Regions from separate parts of the Homo sapiens genome. Here all the other regions are linked to region 6. The links are chromatin loops, found by intact Hi-C in ENCODE. Cell type or tissue: PC-9. All regions are shown on one strand.

Region 1 (4,000 bases), 170 kb after region 6:
GAAAAGGGAGAACAGGAAGTTATTGTTTAGTGGGTCACAAGTTTCAGTTTGAGATAATGGAAAAGTTCTAGAGATGGATAGTGGTGATGGTTGCACACGGTGTGAATGTAGGCTGGGCACAGTGGCTCACATCTGTAATCCCAGCACTTTGGGAGGCCGAGGCAGGTGGGTCACCTGAGGTCAGAAGTTCGAGACCAGCCTGACCAACATGGTGAAACCCCATCTCTACTAAAAATACAAAAAAATTTAGCCAGGCGTGGTGGCACATGCCTGTAATCCCAGCTACTTGGGAGGCTAAGGCAGGAGAATCACTTGAACCCAGGAGGTAGAGGTATCAGTGAGATGAGATAGCGCCACTGCTCCAGCCTAGGTGACAGAGTGAGACTCCTTCTCAAAAAAAAAAAAAAAAGAGGTTTAATTTTGATGATTTACAGTGATATGTCTTCTGTTTCTACTCTTATTATTTAGTACATAGAGGCTAAAGAGACTCCCTGGCTCAATAGCAGTGTCGAGTTTTTTTCTTCTTTTCTTTCCTTCTTTAAAGTGATAGTTCATAGTTGGGTTGCCTTCTGGGATTTTTCCGTCTTTGTTTTTAAATGTATTTGATTGACATGCACTTAAAATTTTTGCACCTTTACTATATACCAGAATGATAAGAAGGATGCAAAATAATGTAACACTAATCCATGTTCTTAGAAGCTAAAGATCTGCTTAGGAGAACACGAACTTATGCGTGAAGTACAAAAAGATCAGAGGAGTGATGCTCTACAGAATTGCTTCTCAGAGAAGAGAGAGCCATCTGGGTTGGAGCATCGGGAAACCCTGTGGAGGAGGTGATGCAGGGCCTGGACACTGATGAATAAGCTGAATCTGGACACATGTAGCAAGGACCTGTGGAGAAACGGCCAAAGAAGTAACATGGTCCCAGCTGCCGGCTACTGAAAACACTGCGTGCTCCTGCCTTTCCCCCATCACACTAGCTGTTCCTCTTTCATGTCCTTTACTCTTTTTCTTCCTCTACCAGTCCCTAAGTAATTTCTTCTAGCCTTAGGCTTTAAATCAGGGGTGTCCAATCTTTTGGCTTCTCTGGGCCACACTGGAAGAAGAGGAATTGTCTTGGGCTACATATAAAATACACTAACGATAGCTGATAAGCTAAAAAAAAAAAAAAAAAAGTAAAAAAAAATCTCTATGTTTTAAGAAAGTTTACAAATTGTGTTGGGCTACATTGAAAGCCACCCTGGGCTGCATGCAGCCCATGGGCCACGGGTTGGGCAAGCTTGCTTTAAATAGCCTCTCGAATTTATAATTCCAGCCTCAGTCCTCCTCGAAGTCCAGACTCATGTATCTAACTGCTTGCTTGACATCTGTATCAGAGTGTCTGATGGGAATTTCAAACAAAACATTTGATTCTTTCTGCCCCAAACTGCTTCTGTCAGCTCTGTTTTCAAAATATATACCACATCGAGTGACTTTTCTGCACTTACCGTGCTTCTAGCACGCTGGTTCAATAGACTGCACCTTTCACTTGTACCACTACATTATCTTCCTCACCAGTTGGTTAACTGTTGTCATTCTTGCAGCCACACTCTATTCTCCAGGCAGCATTCCTAGCATTCCTGTTAAGTCACATATCAAGCTTTGCCACATCCTTGCTTAAAATCGGCCAACATTGCTCTTCTGGAACAAGCTTGTGAAATAGCCCGGGTGTCAGTGCCTGTGCACTCACCATTCCCTCTACTCTGAATGTTCTTCCCCTCCCCCAATACTTGAGTGACTTGCTTTCCATTCTCACTTAAAATCCTTTTCTTTGGATAAGGGTATCTAAAATGGCCTCTTCCCCTTCATCAACATTTACTCCCTCCCTTTAAAAAACAAAAAACAAAAAAACAACAAAAAAAACTCTTTCAAGTACGTATGTAGGCTTAGGTATTTTGTTTTTATTTTTATTGTCTGTTTCCCACCGTTGTAATGTAAGCTCCCGGGAGTCAGGGAATGTTCATTTATGTATCCCTAGTGAGTAGAATAGTGCCTTGCATTGAGTAAATATTTGTCGAATGAATGAGCTGCCATCCTGTTGGTTCACACTTTCTGATGTAAGGTGATATTCTGAGTGATGTGGTCAAGACCTGCCATGCAAGGTCAGTACAGTGAACCGACCACTAAAGGATAGGGCAATCCTAGCAGGACAGGTGCCGGGCCGAAATTGGGACTGGGAAAATGAGATACAACACTTGTCTGCCAGACAAGAGTATCTGGGACTCTAGGGGACTCCACAGCCAAAAGGACATACCAAGCAAGATCTTATAGGTGACACACAGTTGCTGCCATGGCAAGCCTCCTTCTGTGGAAAGCCTGCTCAAGGAATTGAAGAGGCAAATTCTCCAACAGAAATGAACTCTGTGCATACTGGCTGCAGCCATAGTCAGCACTGAACTTTTACATGCAGAGAAAGTTGGCAGCACTGCTGTGGAGAGTATAATATTTATCTTCTCCAATGGGCTGTGAACTTCTAGAGGGGAGAGTCTGCTTGGTTCTGTGTCATTCCCGGTGCTCAGTCTGCATTTTTGCCAAACATTTGAGAGAAGGATTGAAAAAAAGGAGAAAAAAATTATATCATCTTTATCTTCTTGGCCATACCTAAGGGCACGGAGAAAGGTACAATTGGAATGTTCTCCTTCAGATCCAATCGATGTAAATCTTTTGTATGCATTAAATAACCAATGATAAAGACTTTAAATCCACCCCTTCCAGACCCAAGCACTAGTCCCCCAAGCAGCAAATTCATATGCCCACAAGTTCACATCTTTTACATAAAATAACAACCAATAAATAATTGAACTTTAAATCATTCACTCTGGAGATTTAAAATGAATCTTTGGGCCATTCACACAGCTCCTTAATTTCTGCTAGGGCAAGATCTTTAATTTGTACTAGCTAGGAGATGGACATTTTCTTAATTAAGCAACCTGCTACAGGGACAAAAAGGTGCCTACAAGGTTTCCCCAGCAAACTCTAAGTAATTAAAAATAAATGCATAAAGAAAGAATATTAACAACTGTTCTCAAGAGCTTTGACCATTATCCCATTAGGTAACTTTTATTTTTAAAGTACACAGTTTCCTTCAATTTTGGATTAAACATGTGACTTTGTTGACATTTCATGGACAATACTAAGTGTTTCTTTTGGGGGTTACGCTTTCTCAGAACATCCCTGTGAGAAAGGAATAATACAGGGTGGTTGGAGGAGATTAGAAAATTCCAAGCAGCAGTTTCACATGACTAGCAAAATGAAGCTTGAAATAGCTTCGGAAGCTATGGCCTAATAAGATCCTGAAAAAACAGGGATCAAGAGGGCCAGGCGTGGTGGCTCATGCCTGTAATCCCAGCACTTTGGGAGGTGGAGGTGGGCAGATCACGAGGTCAGTAGATCGAGACCATCCTGGCTAACATGGTGAAACCCCGTCTCTACTAAAAATACAAAAAAAAATTAGCTGGGTGTGGTGGCGGGCGCCTGTAGTCCCAGCTACTCGGGAGGCTGAGGCAGGAGAATGGTGTGAACCCGGGAGCAGAGGTTGCAGTGAGCCGAGATCATACCACTGCACTCCAGCCTGGGGGACAGAGCGAGGCTCTGTCTCAAAAAAAAAGAGTAAAGAAAAAGCACCCAGGCTTATGCTTACAGCTTGTCTGCTGGGGATCCTGAACGATACACTGTGGGGGCCACATCCGTGACTAGCAATGACCCTTACTGGAACTATCAACAGGACCAGGTTGATCTAAGAAAAATCATATGGTGACTTGTTTGGTGGAGGGAATGAAACAATATACCACTAAGCCCGCGAACTGTAATAAAATAAGATAAATAAGAAAAGGATGAAAACTCAGCTTTGTTTCAGGGGCACCTTTGTGGAGGACCTAAGAACATATACTAACATTGATCTCAGTACTGACGCTGGCCAAATTTTTCTACAGACACACTTTATTAGCCAGTCAGCACCTGA
Region 2 (4,000 bases), 140 kb after region 6:
CTCTACTCTTCTCTCCTCTCCTTAAACCAGATGCAGTGTCCTTTGACTAGAGTGGGGAGGAGGCGAGCTGACTCCACATTTCCACCCAAGTGGGACTGTGATGAGCATTGGAATGACCTGTTCAGGATGTCACTGCTTACTGTCTCTGGCTTTTGGCAGAAAGAGGAAGGAGCAAGAAACAATTCCAGAGAAAAGGATAAATTAAGAGGCCAAATAACCTTCACGATTGTTTTTTAATTAAAATTGATGTTCACACAAATGTCAGTCAGCTCTGTAAGTACTAATTCTAGAGAAATACTAATTAGTAAATTTTAACAATTGAAGGCCATATTAATATTCATTTTTGTAGATACACAAAATACCACTTACCCCAGTTTCCCCTTGAATCCCAATAACACTGCACTCTGTGATTATGGAAAATTGCACCACTTGAGTTCTGACTTTTGAAATTACCTATGTTTTTAAATATAAAATGAGCTGATTCTTAAAATTCAGAAGTGAATGGCTTTCAGGCTGTCACACACCTTGAGAATATCAGGGTTTGGGGGGCAATTCTGTGCATGTCCCCGCTCCCTTCAGATCTTGCCATCTGCCCCACGCACACCATCGCCCACCCCTACTCTCTCCTACTGCCTCTGGATGAAGCCTGCCTGTTGTTCACACGTTTTATGCTGTGTTATATAGAAGAGTGCTTAACAGCCTCTTAGCTCCATATGACATTGGGCAAATCACTCAATCTCTGTGCTGTATTCGCCCCATCTTTAATATAAGAGATCATTTAGAACTTATCTCATAAGGATATAAGGAATAAAATAAATTAAGATGCATACAGTGCCTAGAACAGTTTAGCAATGTAGTGTGAATGTTAAATATTATCTTCCAATCCTTGTGTTTATACTATTCATCTGTGAGCCCCTCCAGGATTGTTCTCTCTGATAATTTAATCCTCCCTGTCCTGTCAATTCAGACGAATTTCTTCCTCATGTGAAATCATTACCGGTACCTTGTACTTAAAACATAATATATTCCATGTGTTATTTATTTTTTCTTATGAACCTTTTTTCCTGTCTCAGTTAGACTGATCTCACAGACAGTAATGCTCTTCACACATTTTTTTTTTCTGTGTCCTGTTGAGTGCTTTGCACACAATAGATCCTCAAGCAAATTTTTGTTATTGAGACTATTGAAGATAGCAACTATGTAGAATCCGGAAAGAAAAGCATGGCAAAAAATAAAGTATTTTGGTATGATGTGTTGGTTCCTGTTCTTACACTGAAGAATCCAGTGCAAGAATCTATGCAAGCAAGAAGGCAAAATTTTCATCTTGTCTGGATGGGTGAGCCTGAAACAAATAACTTCCTTTGTGGATACGATGTGGGTTTTATTTGAAATGTCTCTACAAACCACACAAGAATTTTTATCTTTCTGAAAATTGGTCTGCTAGGGAAAGATACTGACATCTTTCAGTCAATGCAGTTTTCACCCTGTTCAGCACTTCTCCCACAATAGTGGGCAGTCCCTCTGCAGAAATCTCTGCGGAGCTTTGGCCTAAGGGTAGCTCAGCACTCTGACACCACATGTAATTATCTAGAATGCAGGGACTCTGCATAGACCCATATGACTGGTGTTCCTGGTGGGATTCTGGTAGTAAGATGGATGCACAAAGGTAACTGCTAGGGAGTGGAGGGCAGAGAGAGACATGCATAATGATAACTTTACACCTCTACTACTTAGGGGGAAGAGCCTGTTCAATCTGACTTAGTTTAGAGGATGTGGGTTTGTCTTGTGAAAAACTGAATGGTAAGAGTTTGCTCTAAGTCTGATCTTAGCACTTGAAAAACAAATGTCAAATTGCTGTCTATTGAATTAAGAAATTAGCGAATGAGTGAGTGGCCTGAGGAGATCTGGGTGGTTCTAGACCTTCAACTCTGAAAGATGTGAAAAAGACTAGGTTGGCCTGTGTTTCTGTTTCTGTGGCTCAAGCCACACCTGAGATGTCTACTGAGTTATGAAATAAAATGGTGTCATGAACTATTGCAATTTTTCTACCCAAGGCCCTAAGCCTTACACAATCCTCTAATCCATTCTTAAAGTTATCTAAGACACAAATGTGATCATGTTACAGACACTCCTTCAATGGCTTTTTTTTTTTTTGCTACACTTGGAAAAAGTCCAAAGTCCTTAGCATAGCGTGCAAAGTTCTCCGTGTTCTGCCTTCTGCCTTTTCTCCCCATCATGTCTCTTATGTCTCCTCCATTCAGTATTCAAAATTCCATATCTTACACCCTGACTATGGAAAGAATTTACTGTTCTGCAATGTGCCAGATTCTCTTAAGCCTTCCTGCCTTTGCATTCCTTTGCCAGGAATGACCACCAGCTTTTTCTGCCTGGCTAATGTCCACTAATTCCCCAAACATTAGCTCACGAGTTTCCTCCTATGTGGCACTTTCTCTGATTCCCTCCAGGAAGAGTTAGGTGTTCTCTTTTCTCTGTTCTCCCAGCAATCTTTGACCGTCTTTTTTGTTACATACTTGTCTTTCCCTCCAGACTGTGACCTAATTTAGGGCAAATATTCCATTGTACCACAGAGCATAATTTTGGTAGATAGCTATTGTTGTCCATAAATGTAATTATGAATTATAATACAGCATAATGATTATATTACACATGTTGAAGTTAGTCGAGCCTGTGTTTGCATCATAGAACCTCCATTTTTCGGAACTGTGCCAGTTTTGTAACCTCTCTAAGTTTCAATTTGTTCATCTGTAAAGTGGAGACAATAATCATGTCTTCCTCATAGCCTTGTGTGAGTATTAAGTAAGACAGTGACTGTGAATGTTTCAGCCCAGTGCCTTGAACACAGTGTGTATTCCATTTTGTAGCAGCAGGCCCAGCTGAAGATAGAATTTGTTTTTGTTTTCTCTACTTCAAAAAGAAAGGAGTGGCTGGGCGTGGTGGCTCATGCCTGTAATCCCAGCACTTTGGGAGGCCAAGGTGGGTAGATTGCTCGAGGTCAAGAGTTCAAGACCAGCCTGACCAACATGGTGAGGCATGTCTCTACTAAAAATACAAAATTAGCCAACTGAACCCAGGAGGTGGAGGTTGCAGTGAGCTGAGATCGTGCCACTGCACTCTAGCCTGGGTGACATAGCAAGACTCCGTCTCAAAAAAAAGAAAAAAAAAACTATACAAAAATTGTATTATAATAGTTTATGACACTGTTTTATTCCATAACTCAGTAGACATCCCAGGTGTGGCTTGAGCCACTGAAACAGATACACAGACCAACCTAGTCTTTTTCACATATACTACACTGATGTCAATTTTTCTTGCAAGTGAATTGCAAGGCGTTGTACTTTTATGGTTTTGTGTTCGTTTGTCTGTGGTTTTTTTTGTTTTGTTTTGTTTTTTGTCTTGCTCTGTCTCCAGGCTGGAGTGCAGTGGCGTGATCTCAGCTCACTGCAACCTGTCTCCCGGGTTCAAGCGACTCCCCTGCCTCAGCCTTTAATTGAGTAGCTGGGACTACAGGCACACGCCACCATGCCCGGCTAATCTTTTGTATTTTAGTAGAGACAGGGTTTCACCATGTTGGCCAGATTCACAACTTATACTCAGAAGGCTGGAATTCTAAGCAATGTTATTCAACATGTGACCCAAGAACTGGTGCTGCAGTCTGTGACAAGATAAGGACAGGTATTGACAGGAATATTTAGAAACTTTCGTAGCAGTTTGGTGTTTCTGTGACATCTAGGCATGTGCTTGCTTTTCTGGCAATTATTTTTATTGTGTTGTACGAAAGAACTAGTCTGCAACCAAATGTACATAAAACAAAAACAAAACTAGAACTTCACCATACACAATTTGAGAAGCATTGGCTGAAAGTACTTAAAAACCAACTAGTTCAGTCTTTTTCATATTGGACTTAAGACTACCAACACCCAGAGAGGTAAAGCAAGAAAATAAGGAACCAGACCTAAAACCCAGGCATACCAATTCCTGT
Region 3 (4,000 bases), 80 kb after region 6:
CCTGGGGACTAGACCAATATTAGCCAGAAGGTTAGAAATTACGGTTTAGGAGTCATGCAGCTGGAGGCTATAAGAATCTGACTCCCTAAACTGCTCCTAAGATCAGTGCTTGAGATACTTTGCAGACCCTGCACTTGATGGATCAGCTGGCACCACCCAAATCAATAAACCGGCTCATCTGATCTTGTGGCACCCACCCAAGAACTGACTCAGCACAAGGAGACAGCTTCGACTCCCTGTGATTTCATCCCTGTCAACCAGCACTCCTGGCTCACTGGCTTCCCCCCACCCAACCAAGTTATCCTTAAAAACTCTGCTCCCTGAATGCTCAGGGAGTTTGATTTGAATAATAATAAAACTCCAGTCTCCTGCACAGCCGGCTCTATAAATTACTCTTTCTCTATTGCAATTCCCCTGTCTTGATGAATCGGCTCTGTCTAGGCACCGGGCAAGGTGAACCCCTTGGGTGGTTACACTAGCATTGGTTTTTGTTTGCCACTGCAGCATTAATTATGTGTTTTTTATGGCAATAGAAATTTTTTTTTACTGCCTTTCCTCAATGTTACATGAAGACATATTTCACAAGTAGGCCAAGTACAAAGTAGGAATAGAAGCTAGAATGGAATCATAGACCAGATTCTTACATAGATCACATCAGCCAGGCTGAGGCTCCATCTGTGTGCATGGCACGGCACAGCTGCGTTGGTTGCTTATAGCTAGCATCTGTTCTGATTGGTTGGTGCCTGTGGCTTTTCAGTTGCTCAGAGTTTTGAATACCAACCCTGGGTACACAGTTATCTCTGAAAGCTAAAATGGTGAAATATAACACATAATGAATGCAATGAGCCAGCTCTAGACACAACCAAGAGAATTCCCGTAACTGGGAACCTGAGAAAGTATAAAAGCACTTAATTGAAGGTGTAAATGAGAGAAAGCAGGTTTGAAATGCAACCAAAACAAAGCCCACACATAGACAACTGTATTTATAAGTTGTTTCTAAATGGGAATGGAACGGTGTTTTTCCGGGAATCTAGGGAACAGTCTCTCTACGGCGACTTTTCTCATGTGAGAAAACAGACATTTAGCAGAAAACCAGAAAATGTTCATTGGCTTCGGTGAACTTTTATTCCAAGTTTCAATGAGGGACCCTGTGCAGAGGCTTGGGACACGGAGACCTCCCTCTGCTGCCTTTAAGGAAGGTCATTAAAAAAAAAAAAATTCCGTTTTTTTTTTTTTTTTAAAGACGGAGTCTCGTTCTGTCGCCAGGCTGGAGTGCAGTGGCCTGATCTCGGCTCACTGCAACCTACGCCTCCCAGGTTCAAGAGACTCTCCTGCCCCAGCCTCCTGAGTACCTGGGACCACAGGCGCCCGCCACCACGCACAGCTAATTTTTGTATTTTTAGTAGAGATGGGGTTTGAGCATGCTGGCCAGGATGGCCCCGATCTCTTGACCTCGTGATCCGCCCGCCCCAGCCTCCCAAAGTGCTGGGATTATAGGCGTGAGCCACCGCCCTTCTAACTTTTCTATTGTACCACACTGATGGCAAGGAAGGGCGGTAGGAAAGCCTGCCAAGGAAAGGGAGGACCGGCCTGCATATTCTTAAGCGCTGTGGGACACTGTTCTGTAGACGTTGCCCATCCCATTGCTCTCTCAGGGAGGGATGAGCCACGGCCAGGAGCAGCTCCTGGTCATCTACTGTACCACGTGTGCAGAGGGAAGACACACTCCCAGAGAAGAAAATGCTGGGAAAAAGAGACCACAGCCTTTGTATGGTGGCTCAATGTAAGTACTTCTTGACATGTCCAGTTGTACAGCTCCTCTTTGGGGTTGGAGCGCTTTGCTTTCCAGGGTGTAGATTGGGGTCTGGGGAAGTGGTGAAGTGGAGTGAAACTGGAGGCCTGGAGCTCCCCCTAGAGGCCAAATGTATTTTACCCTGACTCAAGAAAACCTGGAGCTGGAAGCTTGGCTCATCAAACCTAAAGTAAGAGTAAGAATCAGCAGTATTGTCGGCACTACCCCGGGAAGGGAGAGATACTAAACCTAGTGAACAGTGCAGGTCCGGAATCCTTTATGTGAAGTTCTAAAACTCAAAAAACTTTGAAAATGGAAACTCTTTTGAGACCTATTTGGCAACAACGTTTACCTGCAATATGAGGACATAGTCTTTATTATCTTAATGTGAGTATTTTTATCTTTTATGACAGATATATTAATTAATGTGTTTAATCATGAGAGGCTGCCCATATTCCTAGTAGGAACGTTAAAAGGTAGAGTACCCACTAGGGGTGTTTTAATGTACAGTATATGAACTGTTTACTTCTCTCAAATCTTAAAAATTCAGAAATCTGAACTACATCTGGCCCCAATCAGCCAAAGGACTATAGGCCTGGGTATTATAATGCTCACTACTGTGTGGGCCTCAATCACAGCTCAACCTGTGCCATGTGACTTTCAACAAGTGACTCACTGGCTAGAAGGCTCAGCTTCTTCTTTAGTAAGATGGAAATATCACTAGTTTAGATATTAAATGAGTTTATGCACCGTGTTCAGCCCAGGACCTGGCAAATAGTAAACATCTAAGAGTGTTAGTGATTATTATCATACTTTGTTATTATTACTTGATCTGAGAGAGTGCATACCTCACTTTACTCTGATTCACAGTCACCAAAGAGTCATTTGACTACCAGCCACCAGGCCCACTATTACCAGGAAGGTGGAATCTTGAAAGACGAACATGAGCTTTTGGGCCACTGATGATCCATTATAAATCAATAATTTGATATTCTAGATCCTATCTCAATCTCTTGAATATCTAGAAAAATCAAATCAAACAAAAATCAGAGATACTCTTGGTTCTGAGACACACCTATACACCTAAAACCTTACTGGTTGCAAGCAGGCTTAAGTTACAGACAGCCAGACAGCCAAGAGCATTTTGAAGGTGGGAAAACTAAGGCAAAGAAATAGAATGATTTTTTTTGACATGAGCACAATAATTGTATGTGGGTCTTGGCTAATGGTTTGTGATTAGTTTACAATGATCCAAGAATCTAGAATAAGATTTTCTTTTCTTTTCTTGTCTTGTCTTGTCTTTTCTTGACATGCAGCCTCACTCTGTTCCCCAGGCTGGAATGCATTGGCACTATCTCGGCTCACTGCAACCTCTGCCTCTTGGGTTCAAGTGATGCTCCTGCTTCAGCATCCCTGAGTAGCTGGGACTACAGGCATGTGCCACCACTCCCAGCTAAATTTTGTATTTTTAGTAGAGACAGGGTTTTGCCGTGTTGGCCAGGCTGGTCTCAAACTCCTGACCTCAGGTGATCTGCCTGCCTTGGCCTCCCAGAGTGCTGGGATTACAGGTGTGAGCCACTGCACTTGGCCTAGAATAAAATTTTCTAAAATGTTGTACATAAAATACTAGTGCTGCAAGAGGTTCTTTGAATAAAAAATTTCCCCAAATTATTTAAAAATGAAACCCTTCTTTCAGGGAATATTTATTAACACCCACAGAATTTGGGTTAGATAGAGTGTACCTGGGGAAATACTGTTTTAGAGAGTATCAACTTCTGTATATAATTCAGGTAGATAATTCTTGGCTATTGGGTAATTTCAAGGGTGTCAAAATTTAATTTTTAAAAAATAAAATAATCACTCTCATCTGAATGTAAAATGAATACATATCAAATATTTTATTTAATACATTAATTAATGAAGGAATCAGTAAGATGTTAAAACTGATTCAAAGAGAATCTGAAGAATAGACACATATAGGCACTCAGCAATACAGAAACAAATTTACCAATTGATGCAGAACTATTTAATGTTTATAGGACAATAAAATGTAACATTTGAAATGATCTTTCCAGCCAGGCATGGTGGCTCATGCCTGTAATCCCAGCACTTTGGGAGGCTGAAGCGGGTGGATCACTTGAGGTCAGGAGTTTGAGACCAGCCTGGCCAATATGGTGAAACTCTGTCTCTACTAAAAATACAAAAATT
Region 4 (4,000 bases), 130 kb after region 6:
GGATTTGTTCTCAGGTAAGACACAAAATCAGAGGTAAATCCATGGGACTATGGAGGATCACCCTTATAACTATATCTGAGAAATATTCATGGAGAATATAGGATAAGGATTACACCCACTACTGGTATAAATGAAAAGGAGGGGAGTGAATATTTGACTAATAATTTAAAAGTTCTCAATTTTATGAGTCAATGGACTCATTGGAACATTGCTAAGAATGAATCACAAAGAGTTAATAAAATATTTTCCATTGTATTCAGAATGTATTATATTTTCTTTAGCAATATGTTTACCCTCCAGGATACGTTAAGTAAAGGTGGGCTATGAAGGGTTGGGGGTGGGGGACATCTAATCTGGTAGCAAACATTTGTTTTAAATAAGCTACACGGCAGACAACCCACAAATGTGTATGTGAGAAAACTACTATACAACTTTGCTTAACATTGTTTTATTAAGTTGAAATATGTTTTTAAATAATCTGAAAGAAAAAAGGCCTGGCCCTGGTAAAATCAAAGTGCTAAGACAGCTTTAACAAAAATATCTAGGGCCCACACATCATATCAGTAAAGGAAAAGAGAAAACAGATAAATGTTTTCATAATTATAAACATAATTTGAGTCCCTATCGTATTTGTCTTTTTAGGCAATCAGGGAAGAAAACTGTTATTAAAAGTTATGACTTAGGGCTATTTAGAGTCACTAAGGAATCAAGATGCCTCAGCCTTTTAGCTCAGGTAGAAAAAAACAATTCCTGATTCTAGGAAAGAAGTCAGGGTGAAGTTTGTTCTTATGTCTTACAGTTCCAACTAGAGTTACTTTGAATTAAATGGCGATTGCAACAGCTGAATTTAGTAATAAACAGTAGTCCATACACAGGTTTAGAGATTTGTGTTTTTATAATTTCTGTTCCAGGTTATTTAACTCCTTCTTGCGACTAGATGTTAATTCCCTTAACTTGAGATTTAATACAAAGTTAAACTTTTGTTTTGCTTTGTTTTGTTTTTTGTTGTTGTTTGTTTTTTGAGATAGTCTCACTCTGTCACCCAGGCTGGAGTGCAGTGGTTCAATCTTGGCTCACTGCAACCTCCTCCTCTTGGGTTCAAGCGATTCTCCTACTTCAGCCTCCTGAGTAGCTGGGTTTACAGGCGCCCGCCATCACGCCCGGCTAAATTTTTGTATTTTTAGTAGAGATGAGGTTTCATCATGTTGGTCAGGCTGGTCTCAAACTCCTAACTTCAGCTGATCCACCCACTTCAGCCTCCCAAAGTGCTCTTGTTGCCCAGGCTGGAGTGCAATGGTGTAATCTCAGCTCAATGCAACCCCCGTCTCCTAGATTCAAGGAATTCTCCTGCCTCAGCCTCCCGAGTAGCTGGGATTACAGGCTCCTGCCATCATGCACAGCTAGTTTTTGTATTTTTGGTAGAGACGGGGTTTCACCGTGTTGTCCAGGCTGGTCTCGAACTCCTTCCTCAGGTGATGACTGGCCTCAGCCTCCCAAAGTGATGGGATTACAGGCATGAGCCACTGCACCCAGCCTGAAGTTTAACTTTTTAAAGAAAATATTTAATTAGTATTCTCAGTTCATTGAGTCAGGGATGTGCTGTACGTCAAACACAGTCATGAGTAAGACATCCCCCTTTGCCTGTTGGCAAGGCCCAAGGAGAAGCAATGAAAGAAAAATGGGATATTTTTATTTGTGGCGAATATCACAGTATACTTAGAAGCTCTATTTAATTTTCCTGTTTATAAGCAGTGAAAAAACCTCTAAGAGTTCTTTGACCTGACAATGATCATGCAGCCATGTCAAAAAAAGGAAACTGTGGACTATTCTATGTACCCATGTGTCTACCTATTCTACTTCTCTTCTCTTTGTACAATCTAAACTTAGGTTTCGACTCATTGGCTTAGATATTTCCTCAGATAAATAACTCCAAAGTGAGCTCTGAATCATACTTGCCTGAAAATATTTGAAAGTACTCTTTTATAAATCCTTGTATCTAAGGTCTTCAGAAAATAAGGAAAAACATGCTGAAACATCCTAAGGAATTGGCAGAGGCCAGGAAATATGAGCTTGTTATGAGGGGGAATTTTGTTGAGACCTCTGAGGAAGGGAATGGTTTATTGTTCTGATTTTAGCAGTCAGTGAAAGGGACATTGGCTGAATGCCAGGTAGGGAAATGAAACCTGTAATGAAAAAAAGCCCTGCCATCAGAAATCTAACCACATCTTCCCAGCACTCACTGGAATTTTGTAAAATAGCTTTTGCAAAGTAACCTCATAAGTATAAACATTACATTTATGTCAGCCTACTACACTCATCTGCCCAGGATTGGGATGCCTTTCGGCTCCACCAACTAGAGAAAGAAAGGCATTCCCGAAATTGTACCAGACGGATTATTTGTGGTCTTAAGTAGGAAGAAACCCATATAGGAAGGCTGATCCCAGCCCTCGCTGGCGACATGCAGCCTACACAAGACTACTTAGCTTCAAAAGAAACTCCAACTCATCAGGAGTAAAGATTGACAGATGCTAGAGGCAACCTTAATATAGGCCTGGCTTAAAGAGTGTATCTAGATCAGTATATTTTAAGTGATTAAAATCATATGAAATATATTCTTTGATGACAATGAAATAACTTATTAGAAATCAATAACTTATTAGAAATCAGTAGCAGATAGGAATTTAGGAAATTCACAAGTAGATGGAAATGAAACAACACACTCTTGAATAACCAGTGGGTCAAAAACTACCAAAACAGACTCAAGAAAAAATAGAAAGTTTGAACATATCTGTAATAAGCGAAAAGATTAAATCAGTAATTAAAAACCACCCAAAGAAAAGTGCGAGACCATATGGCTTCACGGGAGAATTCCACCAAATATTTAAAGAAGAATTAGCACCAATCCTTCTCAAATGCTTCCGAGAATTAAAAGAGTAGTTCCAACTTATTCTATGAGGCTATTAACCTGATGTCAAAACCAGACAAAAACATTAAAAAAGAGAAAACTATAGTATAATATCCCTCGTGAATATAAATGCAAAAATTTTAAACTAGATTTTAGCAATATGAATCCAATAATATGTAAAAGGGGTAATATACTATGACCAAATTGTGTTTATTCCAGTAGTGTAGTACTGACTTAATATTTTAAAAAATGAACATAATTAACCAAATTAAAAAACTGAAAAAAAACTCTACTGAAATAAGTGAATATATTTATGCAAAACAAAACCAAAAAAAAAGAACTTTGGTCTATGTCTCATGCCATATTAAAAATACATGAAGATGGATTATAGACCTAAGTGTAAAAGCAAAACTGTAAAACTTCTAGATGAGACGTGAGAAAATTTTTGGTACCTGTTAGGCAAAAATTTCTTTTGCCCAATATCAAAAGCACTATCCATAAAAGAGAAAAAAAGATAAATTGGGCTTTATAAAAAGTATAATTTTCTGCTCATCAGAAACACTGTTCAGGGAATGAAAAGACAAGCCACAGGCTGCGATGAAGTATTTGTAAAGTGTGTATTTGAAAAAGAACTTGTATCTAGAATACATAAAGAATTTACAAAAGTCAGTAATATGAAAGCCAACTACCCAATTCTTAAAACTAGGCAAGATATTTGAACAGATACTTCTCTTCATTGGAGAAGATATTCAGGCCAGGCGCGGTGGCTCATGCCTGTAATCCCAGCACTTTGGGAGGCTGAGGCGGGCGGATCACGAGGTCAGGAGATCGAGACCATCCTGGCTAACACGGTGAAACCCCGTCTCTACTAAAAATACAAAAAAAATTAGCCGGGCGTGGTGGTGGGCGCCTGTGGTCCCAGCTAGTCGGGAGGCTGAGGCAGGAGAATGGCGTGAACCTGGGAGGCGGAGTTTGCAGTGAGCCAAGATCCTGCCACTGCACTCCAGCCTGGGCAACAAAGCGAGACTCCCTCTCAAAAACAACAACAACAACAAACAAACAAACAAAAAAGAAGATATTCAGATGACAAGTAAG
Region 5 (4,000 bases), 230 kb after region 6:
GAATTATTTCAGTTAGGATAATGGCTTCCAGCTGCATCCATGTGGCTTTAAAGCACATGGTTTCATTATTTTTTATGGCTGCAAAGTATTCCATGGTGTATATGTACCACATTTTCTTATTCCAGGCACCACTGATGGACACTTAGGTTGAGTCCATGATTTTGTTACTGTGAATACTGCTGTGATAAACATACCACTGCAAGTGTCTTTTTGATAAAACGATTTATTTTCCTTTGGGTAGGTACCCAGTAGAGGGATTGCTGGGTTGAATAGAACATTTTTAGTTCCAGCACATGATCTTGTGCTCTCACTCTTTCTCTTCCTCTCTCATTAAGTGGCAAGTTAACATAAGTAAACTTAACTTTGTGCAAAAAATGCTTTCCAAAGAGGAAGGTGAGGAAAAAAAGTAATCGTAAATAAGAAAATCAATCTCCATGCACTACTGAAATCTGCTATTTAATGTATTCTGTATGTGATACCTTTGTAAGAATATTTTTGTAATTTTTATGTTTTATGAGATAAAAATGTTTTGTATGCCACATTTCCTAGAAAGGTCCTGCTGTACCTCATTTCCCTTACCTTTAAAATAAATCGCCATAATAGATATAATCTTCGTATTTCACATAACTGATGAAAATGCCTTTGTTATTGTTAGAAGTAAAGATCTACTTAAAGAGAAAGTTTTAAAAGTTGTGTAGGTTTTTGTCTCACTCTATTTTTTAAGATTAAAAGTACTCTACATCCCACCCTAAATGACAGAGTGGCAACACAAGACATAGGTTTAATAATTATTTTAATTACAAATTTCCACCAATTCTTGCCAGTCATATTATTGTGGATATCACAAATGAATTATATAATAGTATATTACCTTATATTCATCTGCATGAAACTTAGGAGAAAGGAGAGCAGAAATGTGTAAGTTTCTGAGAATGACACCATAAAGCTCATATTTACAGTATGGTAGTCTGTAAACATACAGGCCTGCCAGTTAAAGCCCACTCTTCTATCATCACCCAGCTGCATGACCCTGAGCAAGTCACTTTTGTTTGCTAATTTTTAATATCATCTATCACCTGACTTCTCTATCTACGAGAGTTAACTGGCTGCATGCAAAATACCATGAAAAATACCATGCACTTTTAAGTGTGAAGTAGCACTGTAAAGTGACTTATATATTACTGGTCTTTCTATTTTTAGAGTATTAATATTCATACATCAGTTAAAAGTCAACATGTGTTTGCTAAGTGATCCTTTTGAAAGGATCCCTTTAAAAGTTCCTAGGCATCAGCTTCACTGACAATCTGGTATGATTCTGAAGCCAGCATTTCAACTCTTGGAAAGATATACAATAGTCACAGCTTGAATTAGTAACTAATAAAATAAAATGCCCTCTTATTCTCCAAAATGTAATAATTCAGGAGTAATGACATCAAGATTTTTCTCCTCAAACTGAGGAGAAAAAAGCCCCACCGTGGCTTGTTTAAATGACTTAAAATACAAGTGGTAACTATGGTGACTAGGGAACCAATGTTTAAAACATCAAAAGATTATTACAAAAATCCAATTTCCCATGAATTTCTAAAAATTAAAATTCTGAGATGTTGTGTCTGAGAAACTGCTTCTTCAGCAAAATATTTAGCACAGACTACATCATCCCAAATCTATGGTATGGCCAGGTATTTAGGTCCTTCAACCAACGTTTTTAGAAAGGGTCCCGTTGCTCTTTACTTGCAAAATGACTATCTCTAGGGCCTCAAAATTCAAGAGACAACCTAGCTTTTATAATGTTAAAAAGGGAAGACTTTGGCATGTAAACTAGAACTACATGATTGTGAATATTTGGCAAATTGATCTCTATGTGTATATACAAGCTATAGCTAACATGATTATTACAAGTTTTTTGGAAGCTTGAAGGCCAAGGAAAATAATCTGCACATATAACTTTCTGATTTATCAAGTACTGAGATATTAATGAATTCTTCATATTGTTACTCCTGTATCAGTTCTTTAGAATTTCTTAGCCTTTGGGTACTCTAAGCCTTGGATGGAACCATTTAGGGAGTAGCTAGATATATGCAAAGAATATTAGGATTTAGAAACATTTCTGGTTTATCAAAGTGAAAAGATAAATATTACAAACACTGAAAATGTGAAAATAAGGTTCAAGAGAGCTGCAAACTATGTGGGTACCAGTTAGAAAGTATCTTCATCTGACTCATCACTCTTGGGTTTGGTAAGTCTTTCTAGTTCTTCTCCATCCTAAAAGGAAACATGAAAGCAGTAATTAGAACAAAACTGGAAATGTAGCATTTTTAAAGGGAAAACCTTACTAACAAATCACTGGTCTTACCTCATTAAGCTATAGATATAATCTGGTCAAATTAAATAAATACTTATGTTCTTGGAAAGTTAACTATAGAAGTATGAGAGGATAAAAAAGTGAAGTGTACTCAGTACTCAAAATTTCAAAGCTAACATGAGCAAAGTGAGGAGCACCACCTGCTGGTCTTGCAGAAAAATGATTAAAGGTTACAGAAATAGGTCTTCATAGGCCTTGTTACCTATATAGATTTTCTTTTGCTTAAAAATTAGAGCAAATGGCATTATCGGCTGTTGGAAAAGAATACAAGACTTCTGGATATACACTCTGGCTAAGAGCAGGGTATCCGAAACTCAAGATCCTAATTTTTTCATCTTTAGAATCTGTTGAATCATGACAGAGGCATTACACCCAGGGAAGCTCTGCTATGAATGTTATTAAGCAATAGATTATTTTTCCCAAAGAGTGAAATGTTCACTGTATAAAATATTTCATATTTTGTGTGCTCAAGAAAATTGTAAATCTAAAGCTAGATGTCTATTTCACTTATTTAAACGTATATTTAACTCCTTAATTGAATCTTCAAAGAGATCATTAACTTGCCAATAAAATGATTGACAGAGCCTTCCAAAACAATTGCAAGCAACTGGGAGATATTCGGAATAATTGCATAAGCATTTTTCTAGAAAATATTTTCCTCCTACTCGCCTTGCAAGGATCCTCTTGAAAACTACCTTTCTAGTGAAATAAACAAACCCTGCCCTTCTGGCATACTGGCTTATGAATAACCACAGGGAGGACTGAGGAGCCAGGCTTTCTATTCAACAGGACTTACTAATACGAAAGGCCAACTTCTCTCACAAATGAGCTTATTTTCCCTAACTATGGTGGAAAAGAAAGAGAAAGGGACTTGGAGTCAGACATAGGTGTACCAGTTCTTTCATTTATTATCTGTAAACCATTTTGCCTGTTTCTTGTAAAACTATGCAGACAGGACAAGACAACCTGTGAGGTATCTTCCAGGTGTATAATTCTATAGTATTCTATGAAGTAACACATAAGGTCCTTGAGATTGACTTATACTTTTTCTCTACACCTGACAGCATTGATTATGAGCCCTTGCAAACATCAGGAGTAAAAGGAATGTTTGTTGATTCGGTTTTAAAAGTCAGAGATCCAATACATTCTTTGACAAATCAGTACTGATTTTATTTTTTTCCTTGAATTAACTATGCTTTAAATTTGGGAAGAACAAGCAAAAAGGAACACCCTCACAAACTTACCCCACTGGAACGCTCCCAAAGATTGCCACTTAGATCTCGGATCCTTTCTTGCCTAGGTGCGTATTCCGGAACTTGAGGCTTGCTGGCATTATAAATAAATATAGAGAGAAGGACTGATGGGGCTTCCAAGAAAAATTCCAGGGAGGGCCTGAAGTCAAAGACCAGGACAGACACTGTTGTGATAATGACAGTGGTAACCTGGGCCATCAAGACATGGAACATGTTATCCAGGAACTTCAGAATGAAAGCCACTGAAAGGCCCTGGAATGCAGTTACAAAAATAAGGGCTACTGAAAATGCACTGTGGCCATAAAAAAATCCACAGTTCTTAATCTGATCACGGTTACTCCTCTGAAGGCCCAGAGTCAGCCCATTAAACAGAATGCCAAAGAAA
Region 6 (4,000 bases):
TGAGGTGGAAGTGTTAATGTATCTGTTTTGAGCACAGGTCTCAAGAAGTTCTGTTCTACTCGTTACTCCATGAGAACATGCCTGGCCTATCCAGATGGAGGATGAGAACCATGTAGATCAGAGCTGTGTCCCCTCAGTCCCATCCCTACCTCTCTGTTGAGGCCAACCTAGAAGATGCAATAGTCAGCCATCCCCTAAACATATGAGTAAGCTCAGTCAAGATGAGAAGACCTGACCTCCACTTGATCCCAGGCATATAAGCAATTGTTGCCACAGAGGTTTTATGGTTGTTTGTTATACAGCATTCCTGGTGTCTTAGGTAATTGACACATTGATTAATAGCATAACTCCAATTTAATTTATTATTGGAATGTACTTAGCTAAAAGGCATTTCTCAGTTTCCTTTGCTGAGTATGCCCACTTGCATAAGCTCTGGAAAATGAGATATAAATACAAATCTTGTGTAATACTTTCAGAAAAGTTCTTTAAAGAAGAAGGAAGGGTCTTCTTTTGCTTCTCCTCCTTGTCTCTGGACTGCAACATTGGTGAGATGAGTGATGGTCCAGCAGTGAACTTGGGCCATGGATGATGTTAAGGATAGAAGCCACTCAGTAGGATAGAAGAAAAGAAAGATGGAAGAAGGATCCTGGGCTTGATGACCATGAAGTTTCCCTATAAACCCTCAACCACCTATTCATTGACTTCTTTTGTGTTAGAGTGAATAAAATTTTGTTCATGCCAGTGTTATTTTTGGTTTTACTCTACACGCAGCTAAACTTAATACTAATTGATACAAATACCTAGTTTGTTAATCTGAAGGTTTGTGTCAATCTTGCTACAAATTATTTTCTACTCATATCCATTTTCATGTCCAATTTTTGTTCTTCCCCTAGTGACAATGAAACAGATGTTCCTACTCATGTGCAATTGTTATGGTCTATTTTCATTCTGCCCATAGAGGTAATGAAAAGATGTAACTTCAGAAGATAGGAATCATAGATATGAATGTTATCTCTATGACAGTTCAAGAAAAATTGTTGGTTATATAAATGCAAGGGATGCTCTGGGCTTGTTGTGGGAAGGGGCTTGAGAACTTGGAGATACATAAAAATGATCTAATAGCCAATCCCTAGATGTGTGAGAACATGTCTACATTATGGGATTCAGAAGGAAGATAAAGATACCGTTATGGGCTTTTAGAGAGAATGTGAGTAGGAGAAACAGGAGAACTGAAATCTATGAAATTTTATTTGTATTAAATTTGTATTAATTCTTTTTTCCACTGGATGAACTTTATTGTTTCTAGAAGAGATTTATGTGAATTCACGTAATTTCTTTATCCCATTCTCACTGCCATGATTAGATTGAAAGAGTAAAAAGCTACAGCTACTACCCCCATCCTCCCACTGCTATATAAAGATAAAAAAAACTCCACTTTTTTTTTCTGAACCCTCTCATGTGTTCATATAGAGCTGACCTTTGAACAACATGGGGGTTAAGGGTGCTAACTCCCCATGCAGTGGAAAACTTGCATATAACTTTTGACTCCCCCAAAACGTTAACTACTAATAGCCTACTGTTGACCAGAAGCCTTACTGATAACATAAACAGTGATTTATATATAGTTTGTACGTTATATGTATTGTTTACTGTATTCTTACAATAAAGAAAGCTAGAGAAAAGAAAATATTAAGAAAATCATTAGGAAGAGAAAATGTATGTACTATTTATTAAGCGGAAGTAAATCATCATAAAGGTCTTCATCCTTGTTGTCTTCACATTGAGTAGACTGAAGAGGAGGAGGAAGTAGAGAGGTTGGTTTTGCTGTCTCAGGGGACGCAGAAGTGGAAGAAATCCACATATAAGTAGATCTGTGCACTTTCAACTTGCTGTTCCAGGGTCAATGATATACATGCCCAACAAATTAACTGTGGTCCTAAATACAGGGAGACTGGGAGCAATTTTTAGCAGAACACAATTGAGAGCCACTAGATGGTGCTTCAACTTAAGTCTCTTAACATTTCGAAGCAAGCTAAGACCTACTAACCTTAAGCAATGTAATCCTGCATTAAAAAAAATTTTTTTCCATACTTCTCCATTTACAAATTCTTTAGGTCTTCTTGGGTGGTTTTGGAACAATTACAGAAGGAGAATAAAATGGTTTAACTTGAAATTAAGGGGAAAAAAATCTTTTTGGTTCCTAAACTTGAATTGTACTACCCTTTTCATTTAATGTTAGTAAAAAACATTTTGTTTACCAAACAAGATAAAGGGATATTAATAGATTCACTTCGGGGAATGGGGAAATGTGAGGATATTTTAGTGGTTAAACCAAGATTAGTACTTGTTTCTTAAACTAGAGAGTTGAGATCACCCAGTCATAAAATGCAAATAGCTGCTTGCTCATGTTAATAGCAGCAGATGGTTAGAGCTACAGATGAAATTAAGTGGCCTTCTTCACTTCCTAGATCCTCCTCCATATCTCCTCCCCCATCATCTTTTAGAGGCATGTGTGGTATTCTAAAGTTAAAAGGAAGCTACGGATAATTGAGGTCAACTTCCTCATTTTGAAAAAGAGGAAACTGAGACTCTCAGAGTTAAGTGAACATGGAGTGTTACTAAGAAGCCAGCTGGCCTACTTGGCTTGTTGCTGAGAGGAAGGCAGCCACCCTAAGGCCACAGTCAGACATGGCACAACTAGGGGAAGAGGGCTGACCATCTCTTTCTTGGTCCCCATCTTACTAATGAGGACTGAGAGCCCTTCACAAGCTTTCCCTCCTGTCTGATTGGCCAAGACTGTATGACAATTCTTTAGCCAATCCCTGGCAAAGGGACTGAGATTTTGCTTATGTTGATTAGTCCTTTCATGCAGATGGGACTAAGATCAACACCTTTCTTCAGACACACATCTTGTGGGAGAGGAGTGAGTGGGACTTGAACAAAATTGGGGCTTTGTTAAGAAGGAGAAATGAAGTATGTGTGTGAAGCCTTGATGAGGGGGATGATAGTAGTCAAACTTAATTTTAGAAGGCACATAAGAACATTGAAGGTGGACGCAGGCAGGGAAGAAAGGCATGCTGGGAAGAGAGGACAGCATGGATGAAGGCAAAGTAGTGTAACAGGGTGTGTCTCTTTCAGGGCAATGGGGAAATTGTCCATATCATCTCCTCACACAAACTCTACATTTCATGAGGTCATCTGAGGACAGAAGACTGCTATTAAGAATGCCAGGAGAGTTTTGCAGGACAAGCAAATCTTGATCAATTTACAATGTTTTCTGAACAGAATGTCCAAATATTCTGACTGATTCACCCAACATTGATTTTAAGATTAAATAAGGAGCCAAGAACATTGGTTTATACAAAGTAGAGAACCAAAGAGAGGCTGGGGAGAGGCAGTGAGTCTGACAGACGATGTCTCTAATCTCAGAAGGGTGGGACTTGGTTTCTGAGCTGGGTAAAGCTGGCAGAGTAGAGACAATTCTCCTTATTCTGGTTTTTCTTGATAAAACATGAAAATTATTCTTGCTCTTAACCCAGTTGAAGAGAGGGCTTGGGGAATAATCTTTATACATTTCTAAATGTCCTTGTGAAAAGTGTCATAGAAACCCAAAGTCTTATTATCCATCCTACCTGTTTCCAAATGCTCCTCATGCACACATTGGTGTGTTCCTCCCTAGAATGTCTCTTCTCCTTAAGACATGGGGGGCCAACACACAGATAAAACATTTTTAGTTGTGACTTCTTCAGTTTGAAGCTCCCACATGTTGAGGAGGGAGCTCTTCAGAGTATAATAGTCACCAGGGAGGAAAGAAATAAGCATCTCTGCACAGGGGAAGGAGGTCATGGGGCTAATCAAGAGAATTTGTAAATATGACAGGAGGGTGACAAAAAACATTCACAGGCTCACATTCAGAAAAAGTAAATTTAACAAGATAACACTAAAACAAGAGGAATCGTGAAGTTCAACCAAATGTTATGACTTTTAAGGGAAAACAATA
Region 7 (4,000 bases), 180 kb before region 6:
AAAGTGAAGGAGTTGGGATTTGAACTCAGGACATGTATATCTAGAATCTGTGCTTTTAGTTTCACTACGCTACTCAAGAATATATGCAACTTTTATTAAGCATTTCATATTTACAAAGCTTTTTAGAGTAAAAACTAGATGTAGTTCAACAGAACTAGATGAAAAGTACAACTACATGTTTGGAAGCACATTTTCTCAAGCACTCCCATGGTATACTGTAACACCACTGCAATTTAAAAACTTACTCTTTTCCCTTGACCTCTCTTGTTCCAATTAAGCTTGTCTCCTCTGTAGTGTGGAAAACAACAGAATATTCTCGATAATAACCATTAATACACATGGCTCTGCTTTTGAACATGGTATTGGGGGAGGGGGTACAATGCCAATCAGTTGTTCTAAATGACGGCCGTACTGCCCCTTGAGGGACATTTTGGAGATTTTAAGGGCATTTTTGGTTATCAAGACAATTGGGGGACATTTAGTGGGCAGGGGCCAGGGATCCTATCCTGGAAAATTCTGGTCAGTTCTTCAAAATTAATTGATCTGAGTCCTGCAAAAATTTTAAATGCTCTGCCAGAGCAAATCTAATGCTAATATGTAGATAAAACTGAATTTTAAAAACGAATTACAAAAAAGTCCAGTAATTTAGAAGCTTAAATAAAAAAGCAATGGCTGTCTCAAAATCATTAAATAATTGAGGTACTCTTTGAATCCTGACTATAGTTCCACATATATTTAGACGAAATATCTCTGGGCAATGGTGCACTTAGTGTAAATACATATGGAGAGTTGAGATGCCTTTTAGCAGACTTAGAACAGAATATCAATAAATTGTAGGACATGCAAGAATGCTCACTCATGAAATTTCACTAATAAACGTTGTTATAAAAATTTTTCCACATTATTGCCATCTAGAGATTATTATTTTTGCACGATAGGAAATTTAGATTAGGCGAAAGTTACTTATTGATAAGGACCATCTCATTTGTGAAACTATTATTCGTTTCCTATTCTTCACTGTCTAAATTCTGTCTAATTTGTCTGGCATGTTTTCCCTACTTAAGTTAAATAGAAGAAAAAAGGAGAGTTAATTTTTTGAATGCTTAATTTGGGTTTGAAAAGCTTTTAAAGCATTTTGAAGTCTTCTATATTCATTCCAAAATAATTTAAGCTGTATACAGGCAGTCTCTGCTTACAGTGGGTCGACTTAACGATTTTTGACTTTACCATGGGTTTATGGGTATTGACTGCATTTTGTACTTAACAATGGGTTTCTCGGGTATCCCCACGTACAGGGAGCATCGACATATGCCTATTGAGTTAAAATAATATATGCGCCAACATAAAGCTAGAAAATACAACCGCAAAATCACCCGCGAGCCGGACGGCCAGGGAAGCGGTTAGCGCTGTGACGCCGGCGCGCAGGTGAACCGTGAGAATCGCCTCTCACCTCTGGCCGCGGAAGGTCCGGGGCGTGGTCGATACGGACGGCGGAGCTGACGTAGTCGATGCGGTTCCGTTCAGTGGCCGTGAAGATGTTGTCCGCCCTGGCTATGTCCTCCGGGCTTGGGTCAAAGATACGCAGGTGAAGGTCTTGCCTCCCGTAGGGGGCGAGGAACCGCTCTACTTCCTGCAGCGGGTACAGCAGCTTCCTCAGCTGCTGCTTCGGCAGCCGCAGCACCTCAGCAAAAGCTTGGGACGTGCTATTATAGCGGCTCAGTCGCTCTAGCACCGCAGGCATTTCAAAGAGTCTTCCCGCTCCCAGCCGCAGCCCGGGCGCCGCCATTCTCCCTTCCCAGAAGACGGGCAGAGAGATTTTACTCCTGTGGCCTGGGTTGCGCGTGCGTGACTTCCCGCTGCCGCGACGCCTGCTGGGAGTTGTTGTCTCCTCTGGCCTCGCTCGTTCCGGTCTAAGTGTTTTGCCTTCAGTGCGCGGGAGGAGGGTGGAGGCAGGCGGTGACCTGCGGGGAACAGCTCACTGGGTTTCTTTAACACCGTGGGCTTAACGATTATGTCTTACTGGAAGGATGTTTAACGGTTTGCAGAGGTGAAAGACCTATCTGGCCATGTGGCCTTTGAGTCTCAAGCGAAGGACTAAAGTGTGAAGCTCCGATGCATTCCAGGAACGTTTGATTTTCACAGTTTTTGGTTATCTTATTAACTGTTGACGTTTGTCGTAAGTCCGCAGCACTAGGATAAACACTTTTGCAAAAAAGAAAAGGGCTGATGAGAAATGTGATTGTAATAGCACCTCGTTTTCGTGGAAGGGACTGTTTGTATTTCCGCCTTCACTATAGGTGCAGGAAATGTCATTAAATTTTAGAGATTTCTTATAAAAACAGTTTTGCACAGATGTTACAGAATTGTTTCGTGGACGTTTCGTAATATCATCTTATTTCAAAAGTTTCTCCCTAAAGTCGATCAGTACTGAAATGGGAGATACAGGTATCATAATGATGAAATGAATAACTGAAAAATATTCATATGTTAAAAAAACTAGGTTTTCTAAAACATCAGCAGCCCAGAAAGGGTAACTCATGGTTTCTTGAGCTATTCCCCAGGTTGTTCAGTAATTAAACAGTACAATTCTTGAATAAATATGATACAAAAATTAATGAACAGAACCTGCGACTTTGAGGGCAGCCAATACGGCAGCCTGATGTGCTGCTGGCTGGCTAATTTTTTATTGCTCTTTGCATTAGGGTTTGGGGTGCCTTTCTGTTCGCTATTCTCTCTCCTCCATGTATAAAAGTGTGTATAATACTCTGTTGTATACATCAGAAATTTGGGATTCTCATTAGTGTGTGTTTCACTCATCCATGTGAAGAGATCACCAAACAGTCTTTGTGTGAGCAACAAGGCTGTTTATTTCACCTGGGTGCAGGTGGGCTGAGTCCCAAAAGAGAGTCAGCAAAGGTGGTGGGATTATCATTAGTTCTTATAGGTTTTGGGACAGGCGGTGGAGTTAAGAGCAATGTTTTAGGGGCAGAGGGTAGATCTCACAAAGTACATTCTCAAGGGTGGGGAGAATTACAAAGAAACTTCTTAAGGGTGGGGGAGATTATAAAGAACATTGATCAGTTAGGATAGGGCAGAAACAAATCACAATGGTGGAATGTCATCAGTTAAGCTGTTTTCCCTTCTGTGGATCTTCAGGCCTTCTGGATGTATACGTGCAGGTCACTGGGGATATGATGGCTTAGCTTGGGCTCAGAGGCCTGACGCTGTGTATGTAATATACTTTGAAAGTGCTTTTATACATGCCATTTTGTTTTCAAACCTTGGAACCCCAGGTTTGGAAATAAGAGCATAAAAGAGTTTTGGCGATTCTTAGAAAGGTTTTAGAGGTGTTCCGGGATTAATAGACATTATAGTATTCATTTAATAATCATTCATGTTTCTGAATTCTAAATCATTTTGGATTTCACCTGATAGGACAAATCATTTTAGAATTATTTGACAGGACAGTTTTTGCAACAAATTGTCTTGTCATGCAAAGCTTGAAGGATCAAACGGTCTACTGGAAAGAAGTATGACTAGTAAAACCACTTGACAATTTATATATTTTTTTCTCTTTCACTTCATCTTTTAAAAGCATCTGTGTAAACAAAGCATATAAAACTTCAGGATGATTTAGAGTTAATAATACACTATGTTTTCCCTCAACATGATTAAACTCATAATTTGCAGAAGTTCAAATATGAAACATACATAGCAGTGAGACCTACTAGTGAGACAGGTGAGGGCTAGAATTGGGAGGAATTAGTTTATAATAACCCCATTGTAGGGCTGCAGTGGAAATCATCTGGTCTACAGGGAATTATCAAAGCCCAGGAAAAGAGGCTCACACCTGTAATCCTAGCACTTTGGGAGGCCAAGGCAGGAGGATCGCTTGAGCCTGGGCAACAAAACGAGACTGTCCCTAAAAAAATAATAAAAACAAAATTAGTATTGAAGGGAATCAAGTCTGGTGGATAGGATGTTGTGACAGGACTTTCTG

What was found. Hi-C counts contacts between places; a loop is a spot of excess contacts. Peaks named below come from ENCODE experiments on the same cell type or tissue, not always from the same donor. Only the 100,000 strongest peaks of a DNase experiment are listed, where the experiment ranks them.
Region 1: a loop joins it to region 6, with 7 times the contacts of the local background. A loop is called at or near these places in 81 of 110 quality-filtered maps.
Region 2: a loop joins it to region 6, with 9 times the contacts of the local background. A loop is called at or near these places in 2 of 110 quality-filtered maps.
Region 3: a loop joins it to region 6, with 10 times the contacts of the local background. A loop is called at or near these places in 48 of 110 quality-filtered maps.
Region 4: a loop joins it to region 6, with 12 times the contacts of the local background. A loop is called at or near these places in 3 of 110 quality-filtered maps.
Region 5: a loop joins it to region 6, with 15 times the contacts of the local background. A loop is called at or near these places in 36 of 110 quality-filtered maps.
Region 7: it touches region 6 in a loop (4-fold over the local background); 3 of 110 quality-filtered maps call a loop at or near these places.

The regions. Positions count from the first base shown.
Region 1 is chr3:112,644,936-112,648,935 of GRCh38, reverse strand. No RefSeq gene overlaps it. Among named protein-coding and RNA genes, the nearest start is that of CCDC80, 5.8 kb to the right of the region's middle. In PC-9, no CTCF peak of the experiment used is centred here; DNase peaks (open chromatin) are centred at 1,635 and 2,085; H3K4me3 peaks cover 1,654 bases; H3K27ac peaks cover 3,127 bases.
Region 2 is chr3:112,670,437-112,674,436 of GRCh38, reverse strand. No RefSeq gene overlaps it. Among named protein-coding and RNA genes, the nearest start is that of CCDC80, 31 kb to the right of the region's middle. In PC-9, no CTCF peak of the experiment used is centred here; a DNase peak (open chromatin) is centred at 2,366; H3K4me3 peaks cover 1,239 bases; H3K27ac peaks cover 4,000 bases.
Region 3 is chr3:112,732,822-112,736,821 of GRCh38, reverse strand. It overlaps LINC02042 (long intergenic non-protein coding RNA 2042), which reads left to right. Exons shown (of 5, transcript NR_110017.1): 5 at 126-373. Among named protein-coding and RNA genes, the nearest start is that of MIR9900, 2.3 kb to the left of the region's middle. In PC-9, CTCF peaks have their summits at 1,694 and 1,893 (motif pointing left); a DNase peak (open chromatin) is centred at 1,911.
Region 4 is chr3:112,680,171-112,684,170 of GRCh38, reverse strand. No RefSeq gene overlaps it. Among named protein-coding and RNA genes, the nearest start is that of CCDC80, 41 kb to the right of the region's middle. In PC-9, no CTCF peak of the experiment used is centred here; a DNase peak (open chromatin) is centred at 1,940; H3K27ac peaks cover 931 bases.
Region 5 is chr3:112,580,933-112,584,932 of GRCh38, reverse strand. SLC35A5 (solute carrier family 35 member A5) reads right to left here. Exons shown (of 7, transcript NM_017945.5): 6 at 3,607-4,000; 7 at 1-2,262. The coding sequence ends at 2,197. Among named protein-coding and RNA genes, the nearest start is that of SLC35A5, 21 kb to the right of the region's middle. In PC-9, a CTCF peak has its summit at 2,494 (motif pointing left); a DNase peak (open chromatin) is centred at 2,472.
Region 6 is chr3:112,812,452-112,816,451 of GRCh38, reverse strand. CD200R1L (CD200 receptor 1 like) reads left to right here. Exons shown (of 8, transcript NM_001199215.3): 8 at 477-741. The coding sequence ends at 489. It overlaps CD200R1L-AS1 (CD200R1L antisense RNA 1), which reads right to left. Exons shown (of 3, transcript NR_149027.1): 2 at 1,725-1,789. Among named protein-coding and RNA genes, the nearest start is that of CD200R1L-AS1, 12 kb to the right of the region's middle. In PC-9, CTCF peaks have their summits at 1,785 and 1,985 (motif pointing right); DNase peaks (open chromatin) are centred at 301 and 2,061; H3K27ac peaks cover 1,735 bases.
Region 7 is chr3:112,988,786-112,992,785 of GRCh38, reverse strand. It overlaps GTPBP8 (GTP binding protein 8), which reads right to left and starts at 1,802. Exons shown (of 6, transcript NM_014170.4): 1 at 1,451-1,802. The coding sequence starts at 1,786. RefSeq lists enhancers at 1,545-1,754, 1,633-2,260. In PC-9, a CTCF peak has its summit at 1,683; DNase peaks (open chromatin) are centred at 1,525 and 1,835; H3K4me3 peaks cover 2,924 bases; H3K27ac peaks cover 2,919 bases.